2 separate regions of the Homo sapiens genome follow, and region 2 is linked to region 1. Evidence: chromatin loops called from intact Hi-C (ENCODE). Cell type or tissue: HepG2. All regions are shown on one strand. Links, peaks and the distances in the headings refer to the core of each region. The heading gives the core; the rest is flanking DNA. Region 1 has its middle 110 kb from the start of LINC02227. Region 2 has its middle 52 kb from the start of LINC02227.

Region 1 (2,920 bases), core at 155-2,654:
ATTAAAAAAAAAATTTTATGAGTCCCTCCTTTGTTAAAGCAGCAAATCAGACAAATTCTGTTCTCAGAGCTTAAAGTTTAATATAGTTGCTGAATACACGGATAGAGTTGTAAGTTTTTTAAAGTAAAGTGACGTAAGTATTATATGAGTGACAACCCAGCTTCTAGAGCAACTCTAGACATTATGCTTAATTCTATATCCTTTTCATAATTCATACAGGAGTCTTGTGGCTACTTACAAATGTTAGTGGTTCAGGAAGGACTCCTGTAGGAGATTGGCTTGAGCTTCCCTGATGCTACTGCAGGGATGCTTGTCAACCCACCAGAACTTCATCCATTCAACAGATGTCTATTGAACACCTACTAGGTGCCAGACCCTGTGCTATGCTCCATCATGGAATATATTCTCCAGGAAACATATACACGTGGGTTTCATCCACATGAAATTTAAACCATCATACATTTTCTCCCAGTGCTTCTGAGTGCAGGCCTTTTGAAAAAAATCTGTATATACAAAACACTACTCTTTTAGACAGGATAGATGCAGTTATGTGCTGATAAACCAGCTCTCTGGAAGCAGGGAGGGAGGAAGAAGCCCTGATTTATAACATTCTTGAGTTCCATGGTGTAAATACTCCCACTGTGGATGATTTCAAGCTACCAATTGTTTGACACCTGACTTGAAGAAATCCTGAATACTTAATTACTGGTTTTCGTAATTTGGTTTGAGCCAGCCCTAGCGCACGATTGAAGATCCAAGTGTTTTAGTTTACTGTTTAGTCCAAGAAATGGCAACATAGATTCCTGATGAGTGGCCATTAAACGTCTCTTGATTCTAGTCTCAATCCTTCCTCAGGAACCTACCAAGTCCTTCCAGGATGTCCCCAAAAGTCCACAGGGCAATAGCCAGTGTGATTCCATACTAGCTCCACACCTGCTGTCAGAAATGCCCAAATGGGGCCGGGCGTGGTGGCTCACGCCTGTAATCCCAGCACTTTGGGAGGCTGAGGTGGGTGGATCACGAGGTCAGGAGATCGAGACCATCCTGGCTAACACGGTGAAACCCTGTCTTTACTAAAAAATACAAAAAATTAGCCGGACATGTTGGTGGGCGCCTGTAGTCCCAGCTACTTGGGAGGCAGAGGCAGGAGAATGGCGTGAACTCGGGAGGTGGAGCTTGCAGTGAGCCGAGATGGCACCCCTACACTCCAGCCTGGGCAACAGAGTGAGATTCTGTCTCAAAAAAAAATAAATAAATAAGAAAGAAAGAAATGCCCAAATGGGCTAAAGAGTGTTCTCTAGAATGCTGAAATACCATCTTATGAAACAAAAGTCTTAGGACTCAAATACAAAACAAAAGTAAACAAACCAAAAAAGATCTGCCCATGACTTTTTTAAACTTATGGCATAATTTCTAAGTTAAAAAAAAAAGAGGCCTTGTGGTTAGGAAATAATTAATGCCATAATAGGAAAGAAAAAGAACAAACAAGGTCGAAAGAGAGAGCCACCCTGTCCATAAGTCCTTCACATTGTAAACAGCATTCATTGCTCAGGGCACATGCTAGTTCAAAAGAACAAACTCTGTATGAATGTTGGGTGGGGCCCAGAGGTCTTTATCCAAATAGAAGCGATTTGCTATTTCACCACAAATTCCAGGCACAAGTACATGCTTCATTCAACTTTGCTTAACACAAAGTACAATTGACAAGTATTTGTGGAGAAGCTACATAGGCAAGACAGTACCCTTGAGAGGTAGGGCTTATGTTCCCCCTTCTCCCTGAAGCTTGCAGTCTGGTTGGATTCATCTTATGTACACTGGCAAAAGGGTGGTTTGAGTGAGGAAAATTAGGTATGCCAGACTGGTGGTTTTTAAGTGACAGGTTGAGGGAAGCCCAATAAATTCGAAACACCTCTAGGCTATTTTCCAGGTCATTTGCTATCTGGTTTACCTATGTCCTCTCCCGATCCCTTCCTTACAGTCTCCACAACATCACACTCAGTTCCTCAAGTAAAGCATGTTCTTTGCTCCCTATGAAACTTCACAAACCCTGTTCCTTCTCCTGGAACAGGCTCAGTTACGTACCATTTCCCCTCCCGGTTTCCCTTGCATATGATTTTCTGAGAATCATGCTTTAGATCTCACAATGATTTTGGGGGTATTTTTTTTAAGCTCTCAGAGGGCCAGAGAACTGGGTTTGGGTACTGCATGGCCACATATGGACACATCAAGGAGAAAGGCCCACCACCTATTGCCTCCATTGCCCATCAACAGCACCTCTGACACTAGGGACTGAGCACTAGGAATGAAACCACAGCTATGTGAGGACAGGAGCCCCCTTTACAATGAAGATCTTCTCTCCCTACCCATAGCCGTCACCTCACAATGCTCATGGCTGCCTCCAAGTCTTGTAGAGATGTCCTAAGTACAAAGGAGCCTGGGCAATGCAATTTTTAGTTTCCCAGCCTCTATGATGTGGATGTTGCACCAGGAGGGCATGGAAATTGCATTGAGTGTGCTATCTTACAGGAGCAGCTATTTGCTTCACCCAGAGCATAGAAGAGTCAGGATTTAAATTCTAAATTCCAAGCCCATGAATTGAATTGCTACTCTACCCTATACTGGAAGTTACTGGGTGGATCCAGTATTTTCTAGCCTCCTCCGGCCCACAGTTATTGAGATGTGTGGTTCTTCCAGGTTTACTAGCAGAGGAACACCTAAGCTTTAGATTTTTAGACTCCTCATAGCCTTCTTTTGTCTCCCTTGAGGATGAACATAAAACCTCTAATGAGTGGCACTGTCAAGAGAAAGGAGGTGGCCGGGCACGGTGGTTCACGCCTGTAATCCCAGCACTTTGGGAGGCCAAGGCAGGTGGATCATGAGGTCAGGAGATCGAGACCATCCTGGCTAACACAGTGAAACC
Region 2 (2,920 bases), core at 160-2,659, 58 kb after region 1:
CTGTGCCCTGAACTCTTAGTTGAAACATTTCAAAGTTACGTTACAGGCCTAGATAACTGCTTAAGGAAGGAGATTTGGCAAGAAAGGGAGAAAGGGGGCCCAAGACGCCCAAGAGAGATACAGGCAAGCCTACTGAGAGACACTGCCCAAGGATACTGAGAGCAGAGGCATGGGGTGTGCTCTGTGGTCAGTGAGCAGGGGAGCAGACTCCTGTCTTTCGATGCACCAGCAGGAATTTTCCTCAATGTAAGCCAGGCTGCAGGAAGAGTTTTTCTGATTTGCAATCTCAATACTACTCCATGTCCCCCGGGTCTTGTAGAAGAACAGCAGCCCAGCTGCAGGCTCATGCATGCCCCAGGCCTGTCAATGGGTTTCCTCGGCTCTGAATCCTGCTTTGAGCTCCAAAAGTGGAGCTAAGGATGTGGAAGCCACGCTCTTGAATTGTTCAGGCCATGTCAGTGAAGACCAAGAAATGAAAGAGAAGATGGGACCTGAGAATGCCAATTCCACTAACAGCTTCTCGGTGGCAGTGGAGGTGATTAGGAAATGGGTAGGTACCCATTAGTACAGTTCACACAGGAAACAGGACTGAACAAAAGAGTCCAGTAGAGGGTTTTATATGGTTGAAGCCATTTTTTCATAGAGTTTATTGATCACCTTCAGCCTTTGCAGATTTAATTCCCATGTCCATAGACCTTCATTAATTTTCTGTTTGGGGGCATTAGGGTAACAAGCACATGTCTTTCCATGTAGCCATTCACACTTAACTCGAAAGAAAGGGGGATTCTGAGAAACAACCCATTTGGGTAATGGGTTGCAGTCTCTAGCCTCTATTTATCCGTTTCATTCTTTATTAAAATGACAAGTTGTGGGTAGAAAATCAAGTTATCTGAGGTCTTTGGGGAAAGTAGACAACTTGGGTCATAAGGAAAGACATACAAGAAAAGTAAAGCCAGCAAATAGTAGTTCTCTGGACCACATGGAGAAAAAGCACAAAATGGGAAAGAGAGAGAGAGAAAGTTTGGACCCTGCACAATGTCCAAACTTTGGTCACTGCCAAAGTTTGCAAAATATCATTTCATTTAGAAAAGCTATGATTTAATAGCAAAGGAGGACATTTTGTTGGAACGCCTAGTGTAACAAACACTTTTCTCTCCACTTAACAGCACTCTCCTGGCTTCATCTCATGGAGAAAATAATAATTTGGATGTTTTGAATTATAACAGTAATACTAAAGGCACTCTGGGCCCACCCAAATTCCCAGTGTTGAACGTGGTGTTAGGGCTCAGTAAGAATGTAGGAATATTACAGCAAGCAACTGTTGGTTTTAGGACATGGTTCAGGGTTCAGTGCAGTCAGAGGGAGTAAACAGAGCTTTCTGTAGAGCTGCAACCCTGGCTGTGTACCTTTTGCCAGGTCAAGGCCAATACAGGGCTCTGTCAGCTGAGAAGAGTCCCAGGGCTTTGGACCATGAACAAGTTCCAGAGAGAAGAACGTGAGCCTGAGCATCTGGAGGTCTTGGATCTGCTCCTAGCTCTGCCACTAATGAGCCCCGTGACCTTGGGTAAAGTTTCTGTCCTCTCTGGGCCTCCCTCCTCCATCAGTACAGTCTTTGACATTTAGAGCTGCAGAAACCCTGACAAATCATCTGGGGCTATATTTCCCAAAATGTGTTCATTCCCATTCTGCCTGGCTTGTCCACGTTCTTAATTTTAAAAGAAACCAGTATCAGTTACAAAATTTAGAGGGCAACTATTAACTATAAAAATGAATTTATTCAAAACAAAACCATATTGTTACATTCTAAACAGATAAATGTTGCTTGCCTAGGAAGACAATAGCAACAAAAACAAAAATAATAATAGGAAATACTTACTGAGACTTTAATATGTGCCAGATACTGTTCTGAAAGCTTTATAGATAATATTTCATTTAATTGACACCAGTCTATCAACTAGTCTCTATTGTTGTCCCCATTTTGCAGATGAGAGAACTGAGGAACAGGAAAATAAACTTGAGATATTCCCCCTCTTTGTTAAAAAGGCTATTCATGTGCATAGTGGCATGAACCTAAGACTTTTTTCTTTGTTGCAATTAGAAGGATTAAAAGAGAATTTTTAAAAGAATGACTTTTTCATTTTAAGATTCAGTCTTATTTGACGCCACAAGTTTGCGCAGTCACCTAAAATCACCCTGGATAGGTAATGGCTATCTAGAATGATGGTAGAGGATGATCCGGTCATGGAGTAATTTGAGAGGTGGAAGGTGTACTACCATAGGCTTTGTGGTGTTGAGCCCATTACTTCCTTTGCTAGTGTTGTCCCTTTTTTCTTTTGTCTGTGTGAATAATTCCTACTAGTATTTCAAGCTTCACCTCATCATGAACCATTTCCGACCTCCTGTCCATCTCCGGGGCCACATGTCTCCCCCTTGCTGGTGCACCCCACTGTATCCTATACACATTGCAATTGTAAACGTTACATTATATATAAGGACCTCTAACTTTGAGTCCAACTTTGACATAGAAAGCAAAGCCTATTCTAAGTAAGTCCACTAATCTATACAAATTCCAAACCTAATATGAAATAAGTGACCAGAAAAAAATAATTGTGCAAGTATTTACAACATAAAACACTGAACACAAATGCTATACTCTAAAAGTTGTTTCTGGGAATTGTTTCATCATGGATTAGACTGAATGAGGCTTCTTAAAACAAGAATCCAATGAGCTTGGGTAGGATTTTTTTTTTTTTTTTTTTTTTTTGAGATGGGAGTCTTGCTCTGTCACCCAGCCTGGAGTGCAGTGGCGCAATCTTGGCTCACTGCAAGCTCCACCTCAGCCTCCTGAGTAGCTGGGACTACAGGTGCCCGCCACCACGCCCGGCTAATTTTTTTGTATTTTTTAGTGGAGATGGGGTTT

The links. Peaks named below come from ENCODE experiments on the same cell type or tissue, not always from the same donor. Only the 100,000 strongest peaks of a DNase experiment are listed, where the experiment ranks them.
Region 2: it touches region 1 in a loop (6-fold over the local background); 2 of 110 quality-filtered maps call a loop at or near these places.

Annotation. Positions count from the first base shown.
Region 1 is chr5:158,518,442-158,521,361 of GRCh38, reverse strand. No RefSeq gene overlaps it. Among named protein-coding and RNA genes, the nearest start is that of LINC02227, 110 kb to the right of the region's middle. In HepG2, for the core only: no CTCF peak of the experiment used is centred there; a DNase peak (open chromatin) is centred at 1,581.
Region 2 is chr5:158,459,949-158,462,868 of GRCh38, reverse strand. No RefSeq gene overlaps it. Among named protein-coding and RNA genes, the nearest start is that of LINC02227, 52 kb to the right of the region's middle. In HepG2, for the core only: no CTCF peak of the experiment used is centred there; a DNase peak (open chromatin) is centred at 1,398.